3 separate regions of the Mus musculus genome follow, and all the other regions are linked to region 1. A link is a loop called in an ENCODE intact Hi-C map of the cell type or tissue named here. Cell type or tissue: heart. All regions are shown on one strand.

The links. A loop is a pair of places that touch in the nucleus more often than their neighbours do. Peaks named below come from ENCODE experiments on the same cell type or tissue, not always from the same donor. Only the 100,000 strongest peaks of a DNase experiment are listed, where the experiment ranks them.
Region 2: a loop joins it to region 1, with 5 times the contacts of the local background. A loop is called at or near these places in 2 of 42 quality-filtered maps.
Region 3: it touches region 1 in a loop (2.2-fold over the local background); 3 of 42 quality-filtered maps call a loop at or near these places.

What each region holds. Positions count from the first base shown.
Region 1 is chr14:45,874,250-45,882,249 of GRCm38, forward strand. No RefSeq gene overlaps it. Among named protein-coding and RNA genes, the nearest start is that of A530076I17Rik, 210 kb to the left of the region's middle. In heart, a CTCF peak has its summit at 4,268 (motif pointing right); no DNase peak of the experiment used is centred here; H3K4me3 peaks cover 328 bases; H3K27ac peaks cover 327 bases.
Region 2 is chr14:46,385,088-46,393,087 of GRCm38, forward strand. Bmp4 (bone morphogenetic protein 4) reads right to left here and starts at 5,582. Exons shown (of 4, transcript NM_007554.3): 1 at 5,217-5,582; 2 at 2,069-2,193; 3 at 628-1,007. The coding sequence starts at 1,000. It overlaps Gm15222 (predicted gene 15222), which reads left to right and starts at 2,391. Exons shown (of 1, transcript NR_166856.1): 1 at 2,391-4,195. RefSeq lists promoters at 997-2,613, 2,166-3,164, 3,257-5,214, 5,265-7,896, 5,265-6,671. In heart, a CTCF peak has its summit at 3,821; DNase peaks (open chromatin) are centred at 1,504, 2,294, 3,074, 5,604 and 2 weaker places; H3K4me3 peaks cover 5,908 bases; H3K27ac peaks cover 5,586 bases; H3K27me3 peaks cover 2,641 bases.
Region 3 is chr14:45,981,662-45,989,661 of GRCm38, forward strand. No RefSeq gene overlaps it. Among named protein-coding and RNA genes, the nearest start is that of Gm34499, 240 kb to the right of the region's middle. In heart, no CTCF peak of the experiment used is centred here; no DNase peak of the experiment used is centred here.

The DNA of each region.
Region 1 (8,000 bases):
CCAAGAGTCAAATAATGGAAGAACTGACTTTCCATCTCCCAGCAGCTATCAAGTGCCAACAGTCCTCAGTTGGTGGTGCAACTTTATGCCCACCTTCTCTATCCCTATGCTGCGGTTTTGTCTGGCTTTAAGATGTTCAGGTTGTGTGCATGCTATCAATGAATTCAAATGTGTAAATGCCTGTTGTGTCTGGAAAAAACTGGTTCATTGATGTTATCCATCACACCCGGCTCTTACAGTCTTTCTGTCTCTTCTGTAAAGATCCATAAGCCTGGCAGGAGGGGTGTGAATGTATGTCCCATTAGAGCAGAGCATGTTACCATCCCTTATTTTCTGTACACTGACCAGTGGTGTGTCTCTACATACGTCTCTCCTCAGTACCAGTCTTCCTTTGGTTCACCTGACGTTGGTACGTACAGCTGAAATCAGAGCTACAACTTGGAGACTTACTTCTTACTCCCTTGGTAGCTCCCATTGGTGGATTGTCTCCCACTTATGATAGTTTGACTTGTGATTTATCAATTTTATGCTGGTGAAAACGTGGTTTGTATTTAGTAGGAATTGTGCCTTGAATTTTGAATTTGACACTTTCAAGGCTGGTGATACTCCTTTAAGATTTTGAGCAGTCTCCAATCAAGTGGCCGCTTCTTATCAGTGACATGAGAGTAAACAACCAGTATTTCACAGTGCTCAGTGCTGATAGGCTGCCATGCCCAGCTAGTGAGGCACTAACATTTTGACTTAGGATTTATTTAATTTAGAATGTGTTTATTGGGATGTAATGCTGTTGGGAGTGAAGGAGCCTTTACCCTCTATAGGAGTTACTGAGCTTTCGTTTGCTTTTCTCTTCTTAATTGCTTCTAAGAAAGCAAGTGTTATTGAACCCAAATCCATCTGTTCGATGTTTGAAAGCTAATCTTAGGGATCCAATAGTTGGTGGGGAGGATGCTAGGTTTTTCAAGGACTGGTCCACTAAGAATTAAGAGAAGTGTTAGTGTCCCCCAAAAGCACTGTCCTGGGGAACTCATGTAGAGGAAGGGACTTTTGGAGAGAGGGAAAGAAAGTACAATGGGAGGGGGCTGGAGAGATGGCTCAGTGGTTAAGAGCACTGACTGCTCTCCCAGAAGTCCTGAGTTCAATTCCCAGCAACCACATGGTGGCTCACACCCACAGCAATGGGATCTGATGTCCTCTTCTGTTGTGTCTGAGTACAGTGACGGTGTACTCACATACATAAAATAAATACAATCTTAAAAAAAAAAAGAAAAAGAAAGTACGATGGGATACCAGGTGGAATTCTACACGCAGAACAGGTCTCCATCATTCAAGGAAGATGTCTTTTTCTTTTGGTGGCAATATCACCTTCCTAGGGCTACCTCCTGTCTTCTCTCAAGAAGAATATTAATTCTGTAATATAATTAAAGGTGACCAGACACTCTTGGCTCTGTAAGTCTAAAAGAATATTTATTAGTTAATGTTTTAATCATCCTGGGGGCAACTTTTCTTTAAAATTTAGGATGTTGGGCAAAGGCAAGACAATGACCCTCAGAAGGACAACTCCTAAGAGTGTCCACTGCTGCCACCAGAGTGTTGGTGTAAGAACCATGGTTCCAGAAGTTCTAACCTGGCTAAGTTTAGCCACTGGTTCCAATACATCCATTAAAGGGATGCGCAATGGCAAAGAGTAGAAAGGAGAAATCTAATTAATGTAATACTGCTGGAGAACGACCCAGGGACCACTGAGATCATCTTTGAGATTCTCCCACAAGCTTAGGTTTATATAGAGGAAGAATTTGGAGCAAGTAATTTACTGACTGGGCCATCTTCCTTTGTTTCCTGATGTGGAGAGGGAGACCCCTTATACACAGACCCCCTTTAGAGAAGTATAGTTCTCCTATGACAAGCATGAAACCAGAAGCTGACCCTGTGCCAATAGTTTCTTAAGAGAACTGGACCAAAGTAACGAATACTTTGGCTAACATATTCTGGTCTCCTGCAGCCATGTTTTAGGGTGGCTTGCCGCACGCCTCTTCAGTTTTTTTTCTCACCAGCTTGGTTTCCACTCACCAGTGAAATGGCACTGGTTTCCACGTGGGTGGTTTTGACAAAAGCCTCTGCCAGCATTCACATTTGGATTTTTATGTGAACATGTGTTTTCGTTTGTTTGTACCTAGATGGGCGTTGCTTGCTCACATGGTAGGTACAGGACAAACTTCTAAAGAGTTTCCCAAACTACCTTCCAAAGAGGCTGAACCATGTCCAGCTCTGGTGGCAAAGTGGAAAAGTTCTAATCCTATAGAATCTATGTCATCCTTTCATTGTAATCCTACCCCATCCTTCAGTTCCATAGATATGTGGTGACGCCTCACTGTGCTCTGGAGGAGCAGCTCTGCTCCTCCAAAGCATCTTCCAGATGTGCATAGCTAAAGTTACACTAACTAAAAGTGTAGTATAACTAGCGTTATAATAACTAAAGGTATCATGTAACTAAAGGTATACTCATCTAGTTGTAGATGGTGGTTTTGGGGACCTAAGAGTGTAGAGAATATAGTTATTTCTCATAATTGTATGTTATGCTTAGAAGGGTGTTCAAATCTCTTGCATAGCTAAAATTTAAGAATTGTATTTATTCATGTGTATGTATGTGTATGGGGTCATGTTTGCTATGTATGTATGTGGAGGTTAGAGGCTAAACCGTGGAAGCTCTTTCTCTCTTTCCACTGTAAGGTCTCTGGGGCGGACTCAGGTTTCGAGGTTTGGCTGCAAGCACCTTTATCTACTGAACCATCCTGTTGACCCCTCTGTTGGTTTAAATTAATTAAATTTCCTTATTATTTAAATGCGATTTTTTACATGTACTTGATTGAAAATATATACCAGACATGTGCCTTTAAAATACATTTTAACCAAGCCTATGGCTTTAATTTTTTTTTTTGCAAATGTTTTTGATGAATAGTTTTCAATTATTGGTGAAGTTGAGTTCATCAAGTCTGCCTTTTGGGTCTCATGAGTTTGGAGATGTGTGAGAAACTTTGGCTTGGTTTTGTTCTATATTTTGTTCCAGAAGCTTATCAATTTAGTTTCTAAAATTTTTTTAGCACACAGTCTAAGTTGAATTTTTCATCATGTTGGGAAGTGGGCAAAGTGAGCTCATTTCACGTGGATGGCCCCCTGGCCCAGCATCATTTGCTGAGAAGATGGTCCTCTTTTAGTTTCTGATTCCATGTGTATGGACCAGCGCTCTGTCTTCAGCTCCTGGGGCAGACTCTGCAGTGGGTGCTATGGTATGACACACATACACATTCTGCTTGAAGCAAGTAAGCAGTCCTTAGGGCCAGGTTGAATTTGAACATTTTTCTCCCGTGTGCTGCTGTTTTATTTTGTAAGCAGACCCATTTAAAGGTCCTAAATTTCATTAGGAAAACGTCAAATGTGTTCGACTGTTCACAGATTTAAAAGCAGAACTTGAGGTTCCTGCTCTAGGGCTCTTTGGAATTTAGCAGACACTTGTATGGAAGCAGTGCCTGTCAGTGAGGATCGCATGCCAAAGCTAGCCCATTTTGTCATAAAGAGGAACTATCATGCATTTGCAGTAAGAAGTCCATTCGCTAGATGGATACTTGAGAGGACTTGCTGGGACCTTGCAGGGTTTAGTTATTACACATTCTGGTCCTTTAGTAGAACCAATTTAACTCACAAGCCTGGTTTCCTTTTCCAGCAGACAGCAGAATTTTATGCATTTGTGAATGAGTGACAGTCCTTATATTCTTACTTATGAAGTGCTTTATATGATTATTTTAATTCACCGAATTCTTAAAGCTCTGAGATGCAGGCAATTCCTCTCCCCTTTATAAATTTGAGAACTTCTCTTTAGAGAGGTTGTGCCATTTGCTTACAGCCTCGCAATGTGATGGATCTGGAATTCAGAGGCAGTTGTGTTTGACTCCAGAATCTGATGGTCCCCAGATGACAGGTTAACTTTTTTGACTAGTAAAAATAAAGGGGAAGGGGAAGAGAGCTCTTCCTTCCTTCCTCCCTCCCTCCCTCCCTCCCTCCTTCGCTCCTTTCCTTCCTTCTCACCTTAAAGGGGAGAAGAGAAGAATAACGAGAACCAAGGAAGATGAGACCATGTGATCACGACAAAACGATTAGGGCGGAGTTAAATGACTGGGGACTCAAAGGGGTGAACACCTCTGCCAAAATAGCTCCTGAAGCAGGAAAGGTGGAAAAAAGGAGTCGGGTGAGTGAGTTCCTCTTTTCACCACTAGGTGACACCATTGACGCCTCACCTGCTGTCGGGAGGAGGTGCGTTTAGGAGGAATCTGTAGAGCAACTCCACAGTGGACCCCCGAAGCAGTGAAAACTGATTTCACTTACATAGTCTTACTGAGAAAGGAATCCAAAGGGGCAGGAGGCACCTGCTTCGGTCTTTATGTAAATCATTGCCACGTCTCCCAAATATCTACTCCACGTGATGTCAGGGTAAGGGACTGAGCGGGAGAATCTGGAGCCTGGCTTCTTAGGTTTGTAGTCTGTCACTATTAGGAGTCAAGTCACTGGCCTAAGACTTCTGAACCTCATAGCTTTCTTCTATGTGAACGTGAGGGAGCAGCATCTACCTTAGAGATGTCATATGAGGAAGGTGGGGAGGAAGTGACAGGTATAAAGCCACCTTTGTTATGTTGTTAGGTGAGAGCTCAAAACTTCACAAACAGTAACAGAGAGACTCTCCAGCTCAAAGAATAGGATTTCTTTTGCTTTTGTTGAATGCAAACAATACCCTGTCAGATTATAAGCACATTGCTCCCCCTTTTACTTTAAAGAAAATGCTCTATCTTTGCATATTTTGCTTATTAATCACATACATTATTCATAGCTGACTCCAGAAAAAAGGTTCAAGATGATGAAATTAATTTCCGATGGTGTATCAGCTCCCATCTGAGTTTTTGCGCCTCCCACTTTCCTTCCCCATTGTCTTCCTTGGCCCTCTCCCCTCTCCCCAGGCTAATTCTGCTCTAACTGCCCCAGTCACACTCTAGGAAGTAACCCAGGATGCTCTTGTCTGCTGTCTTCCCAATTCAAACTCAGTGAAATTACTTCCTCTTAGTTTCGCCCCCCGGCCCCCCCCCCATCCTTCAGTCTTGGGCATCAAAAATTGGACATGACTAACTGAAATCGTGCTGAGACAGATGTTCCCATCAGCCCCAGGCACACACACATTTTGTAAGGACTTGTTGGTTGAGGTAAAGCAGCAGGTGATGGCTCTTCTAGCCCCATGAGATAATGAAGAGAACCTTGAGCCATAGGGAGGGCCGAGTGCCGTGGCCTTACTTAAGTCCCTGCCGAAGACAGAGAGTCCTTTGAATTTCACCAAAAAGTCAGATTTTCATTTGCTCAGTTTTATTTTATTTTATTTTATTTTATTTTATTTTATTTTATTTTATTTTATTTTATTTTATTTTATTTTTTGCCCTTCATTTTAAAAACAGCATCACCTGCACCCAGGGAAATTGATTCCTTCTATCCATTTTTACCATCTTTCAACATTATTAGTGTGGCAGAGGCTCTAAAAATGTTCTCATAGGCAAGCTGTTTTCCTCCCATAGCAATGCCCCCCCCCCCACCTCATTTTACAGCCATCAGAACAAAGGCCATGTTCTTCAGCTCTCCTTACAGCTAGGAGCAGCCATGTTTGCATGTGGACGGTAGGGTGGGAGCAGGCACGCGGTCTGTACCTTGAGGGAACCTCTCAAAGAAAACTGTCTTCTCATGTCTCTCCCCATTCCCCTTCCAGGGGCTGGACAGCAGATAGGAAGCCTGGAGATCTTGAGCCATGCTCTAAAGTCTTTCTAGGGCTGACTGTGTAGCAAGTGGGCCAGGCTTTGTGACGAATTATTTAGACTATTGGGTCAGCACTTGTGGCTTTAGCCACTTTCTTACAACAGGAAAGTTTCGATGTTGAAGCACGGGTTCATTTGTTTTATCATTGACAGTTGCATTTCATTCTAGCTAAGTGCAGCTTGGACAATGTTATACTCAAAATAAGCAATCATCTCATGACAACCGGGAACACACAGTAAATATATCTCTACTTCACTAAGGCGGTTAGGCAGGGATTTTCCTTGTTGCAGTTGATATGAGTGACACTGAATTTTTTAGCAGCTGACCTTTTCACCTAGATGTTCTAGGTGGTCTGATGGCAGATGGCACAGAGAGTTAGATGGTAGAAATGGAGAAGAGGTGGCGGGAAGGTGCAGGTGATCTTCGAAGAAACGTTCTTTTTTTTTTTTTCTTTCCATTTTTTATTAGGTATTTAGCTCATTTACATTTCCAATGCTATACCAAAAGTCCCCCATACCCACCCACCCCCACTCCCCTACCCGCCCACTCCCCCTTTTTGGCCCTGGCGTTCCCCTGTTCTGGGGCATATAAAGTTTGTGTGTCCAATGGGCCTCTCTTTCCAGTGATGGCCGACTAGGCCATCTTTTGATACATATGCAGCTAGAGTCAAGAGCTCCGGGGTACTGGTTAGTTCATAATGTTGATCCACCTATAGGGTTGCAGATCCCTTTAGCTCCTTGGGTACTTTCTCTAGCTCCTCCATTGGGAGCCCTGTGATCCATCCATTAGCTGACTGTGGGCATCCACTTCTGTGTTTGCTAGGCCCCGGCATAGTCTCACAAGAGACAGCTACATCTGGGTCCTTTCGATAAAATCTTGCTAGTGTATGCAATGGTGTCAGCGTTTGGATGCTGATTATGGGGTGGATCCCTGGATAAGGCAGTCTCTACATGGTCCACCCTTTAATCTCAGCTCCAAACTTTGTCTCTGTAACTCCTTCCAAGGGTGTTTTGTTCCCACTTCTAAGGAGGGGCATAGTGTCCACACTTCAGTCTTCATTTTTCTTGAGTTTCATGTGTTTAGGAAATTGTATCATATATCTTGGGTATCCTAGGTTTTGGGCTAATATCCACTTATCAGTGAGTACATATTGTGTGAGTTCCTTTGTGAATGTGTTACCTCACTCAGGATGATGCCCTCCAGGTCCATCCATTTGGCTAGGAATTTCATAAATTCATTCTTTTTAATAGCTGAGTAGTACTCCATTGTGTAGATGTACCACATTTTCTGTATCCATTCCTCTGTTGAGGGGCATCTGGGTTCTTTCCAGCTTCTGGCTATTATAAATAAGGCTGCTATGAACATAGTGGAGCATGTGTCCTTCTTACCAGTTGGGGCATCTTCTGGATATATGCCCAGGAGAGGTATTGCTGGATCCTCCGGTAGTACTATGTCCAATTTTCTGAGGAACCGCCAGACGGATTTCCAGAGTGGTTGTACAAGCCTGCAATCCCACCAACAATGGAGGAGTGTTCCTCTTTCTCCACATCCTCGCCAGCATCTGCTGTCACCTGAATTTTTGATCTTAGACATTCTGACTGGTGTGAGGTGGAATCTTAGGGTTGTTTTGATTTGCATTTCCCTGATGATTAAGGATGTTGAACATTTTTTCAGGTGCTTCTCTGCCATTCGGTATTCCTCAGGTGAGAATTCTTTGTTCAGTTCTGAGCCCCATTTTTTAATGGGGTTGTTTGATTTTCTGAAGTCCACCTTCTTGAGTTCTTTATATATGTTGGATATTAGTCCCCTATCTGATTTAGGATAGGTAAAGATCCTTTCCCAATCTGTTGGTGGTCTCTTTGTCTTATTGACGGTGTCTTTTGCCTTGCAGAAACTTTGGAGTTTCATTAGGTCCCATTTGTCAATTCTCGATCTTACAGCACAAGCCATTGCTGTTCTGTTCAGGAATTTTTCCCCTGTGCCCATATCTTCAAGGCTTTTCCCCACTTTCTCCTCTATAAGTTTCAGTGTCTCTGGTTTTATGTGAAGTTCTTTGATCCATTTAGATTTGACCTTAGTACAAGGAGATAAGTATGGATCGATTCGCATTCTTCTACATGATAACAACCAGTTGTGCCAGCACCATTTGTTGAAAATGC
Region 2 (8,000 bases), 510 kb after region 1:
AGTGGTTGTAAAGAAAAAGAGGGGCCACCCTCTCTCCCTCTCCACTTTTGAGTATGTTACCAAACATTTCCCCAGCGATCCTAGAAACACAGAGCACGCCTTGTTGATCATGTTACAGAAGGGAAAATAAATTCCAACACGGTAATGATGCTGGAGGATTAATAACTCAGATTTACTTTGGAAAAGAAACATCCGCTAGGAAACATTCAGATCGTATTACAAGGCCCCTATTGAATAAACCTGACAAACACACAGCTGTAATATTAAATTCAGTAGGTGCTTTGAACAAAACGGGCAGAAACCCTGGCTTTGATATAGCTAAAGCACACCGCTGGGGCTAGCAGAAGTCTGAGTGCTGTCAGTCCGCTTCTCCCAACGTAACCCCCTCCCCCATCACCACCACTACTTGGTCTCCAGAAAGTACCCTCAGAGGCAGCTCTGGAAAGTTGAAGGTAAGAGGCCCTGTTCCACAGTCTCCAGGACTCGGAGCTTTGATGTAACATGAACTCTTCTTCCCCGGGGGCTTCCACAACCCCTTCAGCTTGCCCTGCCAGCTGCCCACCCCCCACCCTCTGCCCCGGCGCTCTACCCCACCCTACACCGCCAGGACTAAGAGCACAAACTGACCTTCGTGATGGAAACTCCTCACAGTGTTGGCTCGGCTGGCGGGACGCTCCGGGTACTCAAGCCCGGTTCCCTGGCTCTGCTCTTCCTCCTCCTCCTCCCCAGACTGGAGCCGGTAAAGATCCCTCATGTAATCCGGAATGACGGCGCTCTTGCTAGGCTGCGGACGGCGGCGCAGCCCAAACATCTGTAGAAGTGTCGCCTCGAAGTCCCGCAGGAGCTCATGGCTCTGCCCTGAGCGGCGTCCTCCCGCGTGGCCCTGAATCTCGGCGACTTTTTTCTTCCCGGTCTCAGGTATCAAACTAGCATGGCTCGCGCCTCCTAGCAGGACTTGGCATAATAAAACGACCATCAGCATTCGGTTACCAGGAATCATGGTGTCTCTGGGGAGGGGGTTGGGGTGGAAGGTTAAAGAATAAATAAACACCGATCAATAGCGAGAAATAGAGATGTCTCTGCATATGCATATAGGGGTAGCAACCGACGGTCAAGATGTAAAACAGGTCCGAAAGATCAAGTTTGTGTTTTCTCCCTCACACCCTACACACACACACACCAGCTGCAGCCATGCACGGCCCGAAAGTAAGAATCGCCCTGTAATTACTTGGTCTAACTTGTTTACACTCAAATAACCCCAAATCAGATAGCCTCCATCCTGTCCCAACGGCTATCTGAGCCATGATCTCAGCGTGGCTTCTTCAAGGATAAACAGTTAACATTGAGGAGGTAAAGGGGGGTGGGGGAGGGAGAATTAAAATGCCATCGCTCTTCACTTCGGACCTTCAGCCTCCCCCCCACCTTCTCCACCCCCCCCCCACCCCCGCCCTTCCTCCGCCCTCCAGCCCAATTTCCACAACTTCCAGCTGGTTAAGAACAGGAGGAGGGGAGAACAGAGCTGTGCCGGCAGGGCTTGGACCGGGCAGCAAGGTCCAGTGACTGGGAAAAGGAGTCAGGGGGCTGCCCCAGTGACTTTGTGATTTATTTCATTGTAGTCGCTGCGTTGAAAATGCTCACTAAAGAGTCTTGTTCCCAGGGAACGGTAGGGGTGATTCCAAAACGAACATGGTTTTGTTTTTTTTGGTTTTTTTTTTTTTTTTTTTATGAGGCAAGGAACTGGCCTTCCCAGGCTAGTGGGACGGGACTGGGAAGGGAGTGGTTAGCCCTCAAGGGACAGCCCCAACCTGAGGACCTTTCATCTATTTGGTCCCTCGCGCTCCCTCTTTCTTGCAACGCAGCGGATCAGAGAAAACAGTGGGAGCGCTTTAAAAGGAGCCCGTACATTTCGAGTGTCTGGCCTTGCAGGGACCAGAAAGAGAACCATAGCGCTGCCTGAGAGTAGGGCGCGGGCACTGAAATGGAAGTCCGACGGGAGGGACAGACAGTGGTCAGGGATGGGAGGACAGAGTGAAATCCCAAGAAGGGGAAAGAAGAGGTGTCTACTCACTGACAGAAAACAAGGCATATAATAACAGTCCATGATTCTTGGGAGCCAATCTTGAACAAACTTGCTGGAAAGGCTCAGAGAAGCTGCGGCAGTGCGTCGCTCCGAATGGCACTACGGAATGGCTCCTAAAATGAATATTTGAATATAATGAGACTCTGGAGCAGACAGGCTCTGTTTTTCTTCCAGCCCCTAGGAGTCACGTGGACCCAGAGGCCCCGCCCCACTCACCGAAGAGCCCGCCCGCCCCTCCTCCATCCTCCCACCCCGGCTGGGTCCAGCCCCTGCGAGCGAGGCCAACCTCCGCGCCCGCAGCTGGAGCCCCAGCCGTCTGGGAGTTGTCCCCGCCTGCTCTGAGGAACTCTCGGCGGGACACCAGCCACTGGCGCGGCTCTCGGTCGTAGTCGCTGCACGCAGGGGACGTGGGGCACGTCTCTACCTGCGGCGCGCAGTGCAATGCATCTGGCCAGGTTCGGGGACGGGTTATCTGAAGCCTGAGGATCAGGGTGCACTTGAAGACGCGTCTCTTTACAGCGCCGACAAAGCTTAAGTGCAGCCGAGAGAGGAACCGAAAAGACAGTTTACCAAAGCCTCACGACAGCGTTCCATGAAAAGGAAAGCGCATAGGGACCCTCCAAGGGCGCGCGCGCGCGCGCGCGCACACACACACACACACACACACACACACACACACACACACACGCAAACACACTCGCACACTCCAGCACTTCCTCCACAGGGTCTCCGAGAGGCCAAATAATGCTTCTAGCGACAGGCAGCCGACCCCTAGCGGATCTAACTTCCAGCCAGAAGACTCTGACCCCGTCGCCAACTCAGTCCGCCGCGGGGGTGTCGGGGTTTGAGCGGTGTGGGAAAGTTAGAAGGAGCGGCTTCTGAAGTACTGTCTAGTAGCCCCGCCAGAGTCCCCGCACCGTGTCTGCCAACCTCAGCGTCCGCTCCAGCCAAGCAGATCCTTCAGAAACCGGTCGGCGGTGCCATTCAAGGCAGAGGGGGTGGGCGGGGGGTGGGGGGTGGACGTCTGAGCTTCTAACTCCGGACAGATTCCAAAACAGGCGTCGCCAAAGAAAGAGCGCATCACATTTTTTTTCAGATCTCAGAGTTGCAAAGGCTTTACAACTCCTACCCGGCACGGAAAGGAGACCCCAAGCGCGATCCCAAGCGTCTACAAACCCGAGAACAGCTTTCGGCCTGCACTCGACCTCTCCCTCTGGCTTGGCTTACTTTTTAAACCACCTCCACCCCCACCGCCACCCCCGCGCGCGCCACTTCCTTCCCCCACCCCTTTCCTCCTTTTGCACCAGCTACAGAATCGCGGCTAAGATTCCTCCAAGAAATTCACCAACACAACTCGGGTGGGGTTGGGGGGGGGGGTGACCTGACTATCCTAAGATGCCTGGCCTGTTCTAACCTCGGAAGCGCAACTCTTGTTCCAACAGGTCTTTGCACGGGGTCCATCCGAGGACCGGAGTCCCAGGACTCCCCCGCTCCAGAGCCCGCTCCACCCCGCCTCTTTGCCTCACTTAGGAACTCGACGTGTCCAGCTGGTTTTCAACCTAACCTCTCCCCCCCCCCCGCACCGGCCCCAGTTTTCGAGGCGGGGGGCACTTTCGGGAAACCTTTGAGAAAGAAGTGTAAAGGATGGAGAGTCACGTCCTTCCTGGCGGCGGTGGCTGCCCAGCGCCATCCCACACTGCTGCCCTGGGTGCAGAGACCGCGGGCGCCCCTGAGCGACAGTCCGCTCTCACCACCATCAGCGCAGCTTTCTGAGACGATTTCTCTATTCCCCGACCAGCGTCGCCGCTGGGAATAACTGGGAAAGCGCTGGAAAGGGCAAAGGGCTTATTGTTGATTTGTTTATTTGCTTTTAAGGGGGAAAGAGATGGCGATATGCTAGCGACTGGCGCACGCGGAGCGAGGGCACCGTGGAACCGCCGACGCTCAGGATCCCCGGACAATCCTGTGCCTTTGGCGGTGTGTGGAGCGCTCTCGACGTTAAAGCCCAGTAAATAGACGAAGGACTTGTTTCAATTTCAACTTCACAAGGATCCCTTTCTAATCACTCCTTTCTTCCCTGATTTTTTTTAATTAAAAAATACAGATCAAAGTAAATTTTCATCTCCTGGTATTTTTTTTTTTCTTAATGGGGTTGATACAGCTCCTGGAGGCAGTTACCCTTCACTTTCTCCCCAGAATCTTCTTCTAAAACCAAAATTTAATAGTAGCCTCGGTTTGCCAAATATGACCCTGCTAGTGATTCAACATCTCACAAAACCTTCAGTTCATAAACCAGGATACTAAAAAAACTATCAACCAAAGCCGTGGCGGGAAACCTTCTGAGTCCCCGGGGCCCAACTCCACTGCGTGTAAGGACCCCGCAATTCCCGAACCCTTTGGAGTATCGCAAGCTCCTCATTAGCCCTGCTGGCATGTCCGCACAGACACAGCATGGCAGAAGACCCGCACAGGTAGCCTTTCGGCATCCTGGCCACGGTCCGTCGAACCTTACACCCCTTCCCAGGGAGGGGAGAGTACCAGAAGGCAGAATGCATGGGTGCCCATGTCTAAGAAAATAGCTCCTGGAGATGGGAGCGAGTTCTGTACCTACAGTTCGCTAGCTCTCAGGGGCTGGGAGGGGGTGCGTTGGGGACAAGATTAGGTGACACCCCGCTCAAGGAAGCCTCTCTATCCCGGGTCGCGCTTTAGAGCAAAGCAGGACTACAGCCTCTTTTGCAAAGCTAGCTCTGGCTAGGTTCTCTCTCCTAATGAAGCAGTCCTCAGTCCCCCACTGGTGTTGAAACTTAGAGTTGACTCCCTCCTCTCCCACTCTTATAGTCTAAGTGGAAGCAAACCCACCAAACCCCACAGTTCTTCCCAATGACCTCTCTTCCAAGGCCTTCTCTCCTTCCCGCCTCTCCTGGCCCGCACCTCCCTAAAGTAGGTTGGATAGACGCAGTAACATATATGGAGGTGCCTTTTAGCCTCCATCATCCCACCTCCAACACTGTTGGAGAAGGAAGGAGGAATAGGCCAACTTTTGCCTCGGTTACAGCCTGAGCCCCATCCCCAGCTTCTACTACGGGTGCACCTCGAATCCTCAGAATAGCGCCCCTCTCCAGGTTGCCCTGCTCACCATTGGTTCCTGCAGAAGCGGGCTCGCCAGCAGCTGCTTCTGGGGACCTCTAGAAAGCTGCAATGAACCTGGTCGAGGGCCAGAGACTGGATCGCTGCAGGCTCCAAGACGGTTTAGACGAGAATCCCATCAGGGACGGAGACCAGATACTCAGGCTGGGTTGCAGCGCAGCGGCGTCTTAGGCTGGGGTCTCTCAGCTCGGATGCCGAACTCACCTAGCTTCCGGGCCAGGCCTCGCGCTCTTGCCTTCCCACCCTCCAGCACCACCCTCTCACATCTACTCCTTCCTTCTCTTTTCCCTCCCTCTCTTTCTTCCCTTCCTCCCCAGTCTTTCCCCCCAGCGGCCCCTCCCTTCTTCCCTCCTCCCTTAATCGCCTCCCCTTCTGGGGATGGGAGCCCCGCCCACATCCTCCCATCCAGCCACGGGGCCTCGCCTCGCCTGGCAAGGCCCGGGTCCGGAAGATTGCACAGCTCCCCAGCCCTCAGTTGCCACCTTGGCTGGGACCGATGCCTCCAGCTCGGGAAGCAGCCGGGGCTCACCTGGGGACCACGTGCAAGAGGTACTAGAAAGCATGCACCAACTAGTCTCTGTACCTTCCAAAAATACCCATGGGAGTCTGGGCTTCCCTGAGTTTAGAATAACTGCTGCCCAAACTGATGATTAAAACACTGAGTAATCACCATTTACCCCGAGTAATTAGAGATAATGAAACACCTCTAAAATCAGGTTATGGAGAAGGGAGCTGTTGGATTGGTTTAAAGGGTGGCCTTCCGTAAACTGTTAAAGGATTCCCAAACGTTGAAACAGGCTGTGAGCAGGGCTGTGTGCCCGAAGGAGATACCTCTTCAACTATTAGGAGGTGACTTTCCCCCCAAAAAAGTTTTTGTGAGATGTTTCTTGTGGACATTTGAGAATTGCACCAACCCCCCTTAAACTGGGTGCCCTCCATCGATCCCCCAGGTCTAACATTTCAAGTGCACAGAGGTAGTTTGCAGGCACTTGGCAGGCAAACAGGCCTAGGCCTTGTAAGACAATTAGAAAATCCTATTTATATCTCTGAAGCCTTCTTAACTGCCAGATGGTTATTTTGTTTGTTTGTTTGTTTGTTTGGGACCTTCCAGGAAGGTAACACAGTGCCTTTTAGGCCATGTAGAGAAAAAAACAAAGTGCCCTTTGGCCCCTTTTTAAAAGAAGGGAGATGAGGAATTGAGTCTTTCATAACAACAGTAAGAACAAGAGTTGGTAATCATGCTAGCTGGGAGGTGGAATGTGGCCGGCTTTTAAACCTTCCCAAACAGGAGCTAATTTCACACCCTGCCTCTGATGGAGCTGGGAAGGAACTATCAGCTTCATCTTTGTTTTTACAAACGAGGATGGGGAAGGTGAGCCAGGCTAAGAGTATTTGCCCAGAGCGCTGAAGGAAATCACAGCCTCTGCTAAAGGGAAAGCTGCAGGGAAGGGGTGAGGCCAGCAGCCCAGAGCTTCAGGTAGCTCTCAAAGGGCTGGAAGATAGCAATTTCCGGTTCTTGGTTTCTGGGGTGGGTGTTATACTCCCTTGTCACCACAAAGCAGTCTTGACCTAGGGCCGCTCATCTGACCTTTGTACTTACACACCTTCAGAATTTAAAAAAAAAAAAACAGGAACGAGTTCCTGTATTCTACTGGCCAGAGACAAAGGGTGAGAAGGAATGTCAGGTTGGAAGGAGTGTTAGAGGCTGAGCACAACATCCTGACCATCCCCAGCCTGGAGCACACTGTATGCCCCTGACTAAGTCCTTTCATTCCAATGGGTACCACCTCTCTCATCCAGAACAGAAAGATCAGCTCAGGTCTCCATGAGCCCTTTCTATTAGAAGACGATTGATTCCCTGCGTCACTGTCACTTTAGTGAAGTCACATTGGAAACATACCTTCTTTCATTTGAAATCGTTTCTAAGTACACCTTCTCTTTTAATCTCCGATTAATCAAGGTATGGCAATAACACCAGACCGAAAAGATGACTGAGAAACGTACCCACAGCTTCTAACACAGCCAAAATTACAATTAATTATTTAAAACAACAACACAAAATTAAAACTCCATTACATTACATTACTCTATTACATTACTCCTGGGGCATCAGGCTCTGTGCTCCCATAGCAGGTTGAAGGACGGATTCAGTGCTCACCAATGCCACTACATCAATCACTGCTGCTCCAATCATTAACACAATGTGTTCCTTAATATTTAAACTCACAAACAGCAGCGATTCGTTGTCCTTAGGGGTGCAGCTTTGCCTTTAATGGATTTGGAGGCACGGAGCGGGGGGAGGGAGAGTGGTGTTTGTTCATTTTTCTTCCTTACCCAAATGTTGTTTGAATAACAGCTATTGTCTCATTTTGCTGAAACCCAGACAATAAAGTGACCTTTGGCCCAACCAGTCTGTGAAACCCAGTCTGAAAGTTTCTAATTAAGCTACCTGACAAACCCTATTTAGAATCTAAAATGGATTTCTAGGTGTTTGATGGGAAAACCCAGCTGTTATCTCTGGGGACAGCTGTACTTCTTTCTTCCCCAATTTAGATGGATACAAACTAGCCAGGTAGAGTGGTGCATGCTTTAGCCCCAGAACTCAAGAGACAGAGGCAGCCAGATGATCTCTAGGTGTTCTGGGCCAGCCTGGTCTACCTAGCGAATTCAGGACAAGCAGGACTATGTAGAGAAAGACCCAACTTTAAAACAAAAAACAAAAAACAAACAAACAAACAAACAAACAAAACCTTACCCATCAGCATCTTTGCTG
Region 3 (8,000 bases), 110 kb after region 1:
GCTTCCATAATGGCTTTGTTTCCTGGTCCCAGCAATGATCTCACTCAGAATGACCTGAAATGTTGAGGGTATTCATATTCCATACATTGTCTCATGGAAGGAGAGGGCATTTGAAGTGTCTTCTAAGAGGGACAACAGACAGCTCTGCAATTGGCTCTCTGGAAAAGGTGCTTGCTGCACAGACATGAGGACCTGAGTTCACATCCTAGCTCCCCATATAAGAGGCTGGCAGAGTGTGTCTCTGACACAGACAGGCAGATCGCTGGGCTCACTGGCCAGCCAATTGAGTAAGTTGGAGAAATCCAGGTTCAATGAGAGACCTGCCTCTGTAAAACAAGGTGGAGGGAGATTCCCAATGTCAGCCTCTGGCCACCACGCGAGGTCACATGTGCAAGCACTCACACACATGTGTGCATATGCATGCACACACAAAATGCACATGTGCACACACACATACATCCACATGTATACACACATGCATGTAAACAAGCATATGACACATGTATATCCACATGCATACACATGTACATGCATATATGCGTATTCATATACACACATGAATACACGTGCATACACACAGACACAAATGAAAAAGCAACAGTTGCCTGACGCTACTTTCCCTCCCCACATTTGCTGTTTTGCATATTTTGTAATTATTCACTAGTTGTCTCTTTATTTCTTCTAACCATCACAGGGAGGGAAAGTAATCTTTCTGCTTAATCCCATGGTGTGGGGTGACACTCTTATAAGGCAGCAAGCCTCTCTACCATGGTGTAACAGCAGGCCTCATACTCCACACCCCATCTCCATAGGAACCAGGACTTTCCCAGACCAGGGTTGCAGTTTGGGTCCTGAATATTACGACTGGGGAGGGAGTAGAAGAAACTTCCATACTGGTGCCCTGAGGTAGAGAAATCAGAGTATGATTCTACTCCATCGGATCTCAGACAGGACAGAGTTTTCAAAGCAGCACCCAGGAATGCTGCCAATAAAGTCAAAGGGCCACCTGCACAATGGCCCAGAGGAGACAAGTCAGAGTTAGAGTCTGGGTGGAACTGAAGGATGGAAGGTCAGGAGTGATAGAGGAAACTTTTGAACCACTGCAAGAATGAGGTGCAGCACGGAGCCTGTCCTTCATGAATTGGCCACTGACTAATCAAAAGCAACTTGTAAGTGTGGCAAAATGATTAAAATACACTGCTGGGTAGATCCAGTGTACAGCCCACCTGATTGCCTGTGTGGAAAGGAACTTCACAAATGCGTTTGCTTTCTCAGTGCGTTCTGCATTCTAGGAAAGTGCTCTACTGCTGAGCTACAGCCTCAGTCCTCCAAAAGACCTATGAATAAGAGACACATCTAGCTCTACATCTTTAGTTGCCCACCAGTACTGAGCTAGAATCGATGGGAAATGAATGTATGTACGCTACTTTCCCTCCCCACATTTGCTATTTTGCATATTTTGTAACAGTTTGGCCAAGCGGCTCAGACAGCGGCAGCAAGTGGATTTGGCTTCTCTCTGTGGCTGGGTGAAGAACGAGTAAGACAATGGCTGCTGGAAGTTCACAACCAACCCAGGGACAAACCTGGGCCTGTTCCTGATCATCAAAAGCCTAAGAGTCCTTGCTTCACACTCCCTCTGACTCTTCATCTTCATGGGGCAGGGGCCTCGTGTTCTGCTTTACAGTGTGGTTGCTCTCGGCTCCCAGCCTGGGTAGGGCAGTGGTATTTGGTTAGTGTGGACTTTGTTCTAAACTCTTCTGGCTTTGTTTGTGTTGTGGAAACTCTGGCTCGTACTCTGCTTTGATTATTTCACATCCATGAGTTATATCCAGAAATCCAGGGTGCAGGCTCATGGAAAAAAATACCTAAATTGATGACTAATTTGACATCAGAAGTTTTTCAACCAGAAAAAAGTAGTGTACTACAGAGTAAGCGGGGCCACTCCACCCCTGGCCTCCTGCCCTCTGCTTGGAGTGAGACTTTCAAGTGTTCCATTGAGAGAGGCTGGGGAGTCACGGAGAGGAGGCCCAGCTATGGGCCCACACAGCAGACAGCCCTGGGCAGGGCACAGTGCTCACTCAAATTTACTGGGCACCACTTACCAAAGCTATTATGAAATACAGTCATAAGCTAGGCTCCGTGACACGTGCCTGTAAGACAGAGACAGGAGGATCACTGCAAGTTTGAGGGCAGCCTGGTCTATCAGTGAATTAAGGACCAGCCTGGGCTTTGTAGTGAGACTGGCTCAAAAGACCAAAGGGGTCTGGGTGGGGGTGGGGTGGAGGAAGAGAGAGGAAGAAGAATAAAAGGAGAAATGTTTGTTATTTGAAAATGATGGTTTAGGAGTGTGTGTGTGTGTGTGTGTGTGTGTGTCTGTGAGTATGTGTGTGTGTGTATGCGTGTAGTGTGTATGTGTGTGTGTGCATGTGTGTGTGTGTGTGAGTGTATATGTGTGTGTGTGTTTATATATGCATGCGCACTTTTGTATATATGAAGGTGGACAGGTGAGGACACCCTTGGGTGCCAGTGCTTACATCCCAACTTGTTTCAGACAGGATCTCCTGTTGGTTTTCTCTCTTCGTGCCAGGCTAGCTGGCCTGCAAGCTTCCATCTCTGCTTCTCATCCCGTCTCCCCATAGGACTGCGGAGTGTGCCACGGCGCCTACGTTTTGTGAGTGCTGAAAACTTGAACCAGGTCGTCACAGCACATGGCAAGCACCGCATCCACTGCGTGCTCTCTGAAGACCTTTTTCTTTTTTTTTTTTTTTAATTGTCCACATTTTTATTTTTACACCATAAGGAATAATTTCCATCTCACTCTCCCTATTGCTTTGCCAGGACACAGAGAAATGTCTGTGCTCAAAATGAAAGGCTCTTGTCTTCTTGGCTGAATATCAAGATTTTCCCAGATTGTCAACTCCTTAAGAGAGGAAAAGCATAAAAGCCAGCTGCAGAAGGGCAGAAGTGAGCTAACACGATCCAGGTGTTTCTAGTTTTCTCCCCAAAGACAGGAGCGTGTGCGCATGCCCTGTCGATCCTATCTGTGGGGCGCTGCCTGATAGCATCAGCCTGGCGATCATAGTTTCGATAGCAGCTGGCGAGTGGATCCCCAGTGTGTGGCAGCTGTAGCTCTCGGGTCGACACTGGTTGTGCAGGAGCATTCTGAAAGTTCATGACCTTGCATTTATCCTCCTTCCAGCTTGATCCATGCATATAAAAAGGATTTTAAAGTAGTAAACTTGTAAAGACATCTTGGGGTGGCCGTGCAGAGGAAAGGGTCTTCAGTCGCAATTCCACCACTGCCAGCCACGGGTCTACGGCAGTCTTCAACTGTCTGATCCACACAAATAAACCATGCTTCCCTTAATGCGCTAAAATAAAATGAATACATTCTGTTGACACAGATTTATTCACAAAAATCACCTAGGCAGAGGGCTGATACAATGCATTTGATGTTTGAAGGCTTGTTAAATCTGAAGTAACTTTCTAAGTGTATGTAATCTACAGTATTTTACAGTGTATGTGTGTGTATGTGTGCACGTGTGCTAGGTTGTGTGTGTGCATGTGTGTGTGTGGGGGGGTCAGAAGGCAGCTTATGAGAGTTGGTTCTCTCCTCCCACCATGTGGTTCCTGGCGATGGAACTCAGGCTTGGCAGCAGGCATGTCTACCCACTGAGACCTCTTGCCAGTTGTAGACTACATTCTGATAAACAACTACATTGACAGAAAGGAAAACAAACAAAAGAATACTCTCCTAGAATCAACACCAAGCTACCTTCTGAACCTGTCCATACCCATGCTTAGATGACACATTTCAAAGCATTTCTGGGTCCTGCAACCTGGATCAAATCTGCCCTGCCCATCCAGTGCTTTCCTCAAACGGATCATTTCAGTGGCAGCCCTTACCTGAGGCCGCTGTCTATGGATGAATAATGGTGAGCCTGCATCCATGTCTGCTCTTCCACACATCCCCATAGATAGAGACCTACTGTCACTTGGCTTAGTTTCTTCTGTATTATACGATGAAGAGAAGCTGGTAGAGGCTGGTGCTGGATGTTTAGTGTTTGAGGAAGACGTCGAGGGGAAAGAAAATCAAGTCAGAGTAAGAGGACTGGGTTGGAGTCCGTGCTTTGTCACTGGGCTGCTCATCTGAATGAGTCACAGAACTCCAAGCCTTTGTTTTCCCTGTTTCTAAAGAGAGATAGAAGAATGAGCATATGTGGGGATACTACGCTGGTAAGAATTAGTTCTACTTCAGTTGAAAGGGTGATTTTTCATAAATATGGAGTTCAAAGTAAAGAATTTATTAAAACGTATCTATAGAGGTAACCTCAAGGAATTACTAAAAATAATAATAGCTTAAATGGAGTAATCTCAGTTGATTGTCACAGGCACCATTATATAGATTGCAAAACACATTGTTACAAAAATAAACATGGCTTCAGCTTTTAATGGTCTAGGATTTTGTGTGTGTGTGTGGTTACTATTGTTTCTGAACATTTTTTTCCTTTACATTTTTGTATTTGACTGGTTTGATGCTATCCCCGAAGCTTCAAGTATTTAAAACAGTATTATATGAAGTTTAGTTTTATTATGGAAAAGGATACAATTATTTCACATCTGTTGGGTTCATTTTAACTCCAACTCCATCTTTTGTGGGATTCAAACCGAATTGGTAGGGTTGTAATTGTACTCTTTGGGCAGTGTGATTGCATCAAATTGTTTTTCTACTGGATCTTCTGTAATATACTGATACCACTGTGCTACACTCCTGTGTGGTCCCGGATCCCTCATACTCGACCATTCCACTTCTCTCTGTATTGACTGTATCAAATTCACTCCATAAATTTAGCAGTCTAGTCTACTTTGAAATCAGTTTGATCAGGGTTGATTTTTTTAAAAAAAATCTGTCTTTTAGTCTTTTAAATGTGATAGAATCATCACTGGATGGAGTCACACCATAAATGACAGAACTCTTTCCATTGACCAGTTATACAGGGCAATTTAAAGCAGAAAGCAGTTTGACAAGTCTATTAATATAGCTCCATTTTTTTTCCTTGTTAGCAATTCAAGTAGAATTGAGGTCTAGTGTTGAGCTTTAAAGACATTCTTAAGACTCAAGAAGAAAGCTTGATGAAGTGTGCATTGCGGCCTAGCCTCTCAGTTATTCACGCATTTATGGGATGGTAATCCTCAAGGCCTCTCACTGGAAACACTAGGAACAGTTTTATAACTAGGCATTGATATGAGCTACTAGGCAGTGAATTACAGCTCTAATGATAAACTGCAAATGCGAATGCTCCGGGTCTTCAATCGAAATTAACACCACCACTGTTCGTTTCCAAAGCCTGTGATGTCCTAGTTAGTCGATTATACTATTAACCAAGGACTTCTCAGTGCATCAACTTGTAAAAGCAGATGTGTTTGAGAATGGTTTTTGAGCTAGCAAACTCCTCACTGTCTTATCTGAGGACCCGGAGTACAGCTTTTTCATCTTGCTCATTTAAAGTCAAATAAGTTCTCTGAGGTCCAGCATGCTCTAATAGGTGTGTTTGGAAAAGTGTTCACACTTACATTCTTCTACTGTAATTTTCTTCTTCTTCAAGAGTGGCTTAAAATTATGGCTGTGGCCCAGGGGACTACTCCCCATTTTGCTCTCCCTTTCTTTTTCTTTCTGAACTTCTTAAAGTGGTGGCTAAGATGGTTGTAAGAGACAAAGCAGTTGCTTAAATTAGAATTCTGAGAGAAGACGTCTCAAGCAGCTTTACAATTAAGCCTCCATAACACAACGCGTTGTGAGCTAGCTCCTTCTCAGACTACAGAGTTCATGACTCTTCTGTTTAGCCAGACTTGGCTGGGTGGATAGGACATATGGGATCCCAGAATGGCTTGTCCTTAGGCTTGCTGATGACCTTTGTAACAAGGGACTTTGTTGGGAGGTGGCCCCTCTCTCTGCTCTCTTTCTGTCTCTTGTTAGAATTTAGAATTAGGAAGAATCAGAGACTGGTCTGTTTAATTTCGGAAAGCAGCTCAAAAGGTTATAAGGTAGACTTGGGGCTAGGGCTGAAATTGTGGGGATGGGGACTAGGAAGGCAAGAAGGATAAAACAGAGATGCATTGAGAAGGTCTGAGTAAGGATAGTGCAGTCCCCCAAAAGAAATAAAGATAGACACACACATGACAGACAGACACAGGAATATGTATGCACACACATAGTGACTCACGACATAGCACCTCAGTTGCCGACTTTTTTCTCTTAACTCCAGCTCACCAATTGCTCTGCCTCGAATGCATCTTTCTTGAGCTTTTCTATCCCTCACTGCCCAGTGCATTTCGATAGCAACAGAGACGGTTGCTGAATTCCTGCTGTGTATTGTGACAGTATGAGTGATAACATCCCAGTGATCTCCATAAGCTAATGGGAAGACATTTAATATCTAAATGCTTTGACATTAAAATGTAGTGGAAAAAACCCACCAAGGACTAATTTATTCTTTGTTATCAATGCACATTAAAAAAAATATCATATACAACCAAATGCAGAACTTAGAGAATCAGAACTCAGAGGTCTGATGTCAGAATGATGCAATTTTTTAAGAGTTGTATCTTAATAAATGCTTTGTGGAACTAGTCAGTTGTTACCTTCAATATAAAAACACACTGCTTTGTATGGAGTGTATCATGTGCAAACCACAGATATTTGTGTTTAATTCTCATGTATGGGTTGTCATCAAATTACTTTTGGTGATAAATGTTTCATTCTGATAGCCAATAAGTGTGGGAGTCTATTTTATTTGGAGTTAAGGGAAGGAAGGGTGTTTGAGAGTTTTTACATATATAAATACTCTAGTGTCCCTTTGTGTGGTTGCTTCTCTGTAGGATATGGTTGGTAGTAGGTTGTAGTAAAGCAGGTATGGCTATCTCTCATAACTAGGTCTTTCCAAACAATTAGTTATATACAATTTAAAGCATCCAGGTTTGCTCCCATGTCCCTCTTACGCAGTGTATTTGTCTTCTTTTATTAGCTTGCCAGGCTTTCAACAGCATTGTCCCTCCCTTCTCTGGTCCTCCCTTGATTGCTTGGGAACAGCAGATGACTTAGATGAGGGTGGACTTAACTCCACCTGTAAACCAGGTAAATAATTACCGGGGACGTAATATAAGGGATCTACTGGGTGCTAGACATTAGTGTGTGTGGCTATTTTCAATGCACTGGCTTTTCATTGGTCAATATTTTCCACCTTGTCCTCCAACTCCCACCCCATTAGTAAATCACAGACAGAGTTGTTGTTCAAACAATGGAAATAAAGGTTCCTAGGTTAGGATAATTTTCAGGTTGACTCTTTTTTTTTTTTCCCCCTTGGGAATTTTTAACCACAGGGACACACTGAGTTTAATGCTGGAGGCAGCCATTCACTGTAAGGAGACATTGCTTACTTCATTAGCACAGTGGGAGTGCCAGCAAAGGTCCTTGACCTAGAGACCATCTTGCTTTAATAACGCTTTAACACTCGTAAAAGGTCTTTAATGGCTACATGAGACATATTTAAATATTAAAGGCCATTCCTTGCTGTTGATTCACAAACTCCAGTGCATACGGCTCCTTCATTGCTTCCAAAGCTGAGGGAACGTGCCCAGTTTCTCACGGCAGCAGTGAGGGAACCAAGCAAACCTGCAGGCGGGGACGTTTCAGCTCTGCCCTGATGACCTATTTGCCAACCCGAGAACTTCGAATTTCCAAATCTTGTCCACTTTGAGTTCCCTGACTGAGAAAATATTTATCTGTTCAATAAATTTTAATCCTGCTCTGAGAGGTTTAGGAAAATATGGGCACTTATGTCTTCGGGAACCATTTCCCCCTCCAAACATGGCTTTTGGTTAATTTAATTCATCTGCCTGGATGCCCCATTCAAAGCATCACCCTACACAAAGGAGCAGCATGTACTTATATTTAAACTTGGCCGGACCTGTGCCCACTAGTTCATCTGTATATTTATGTC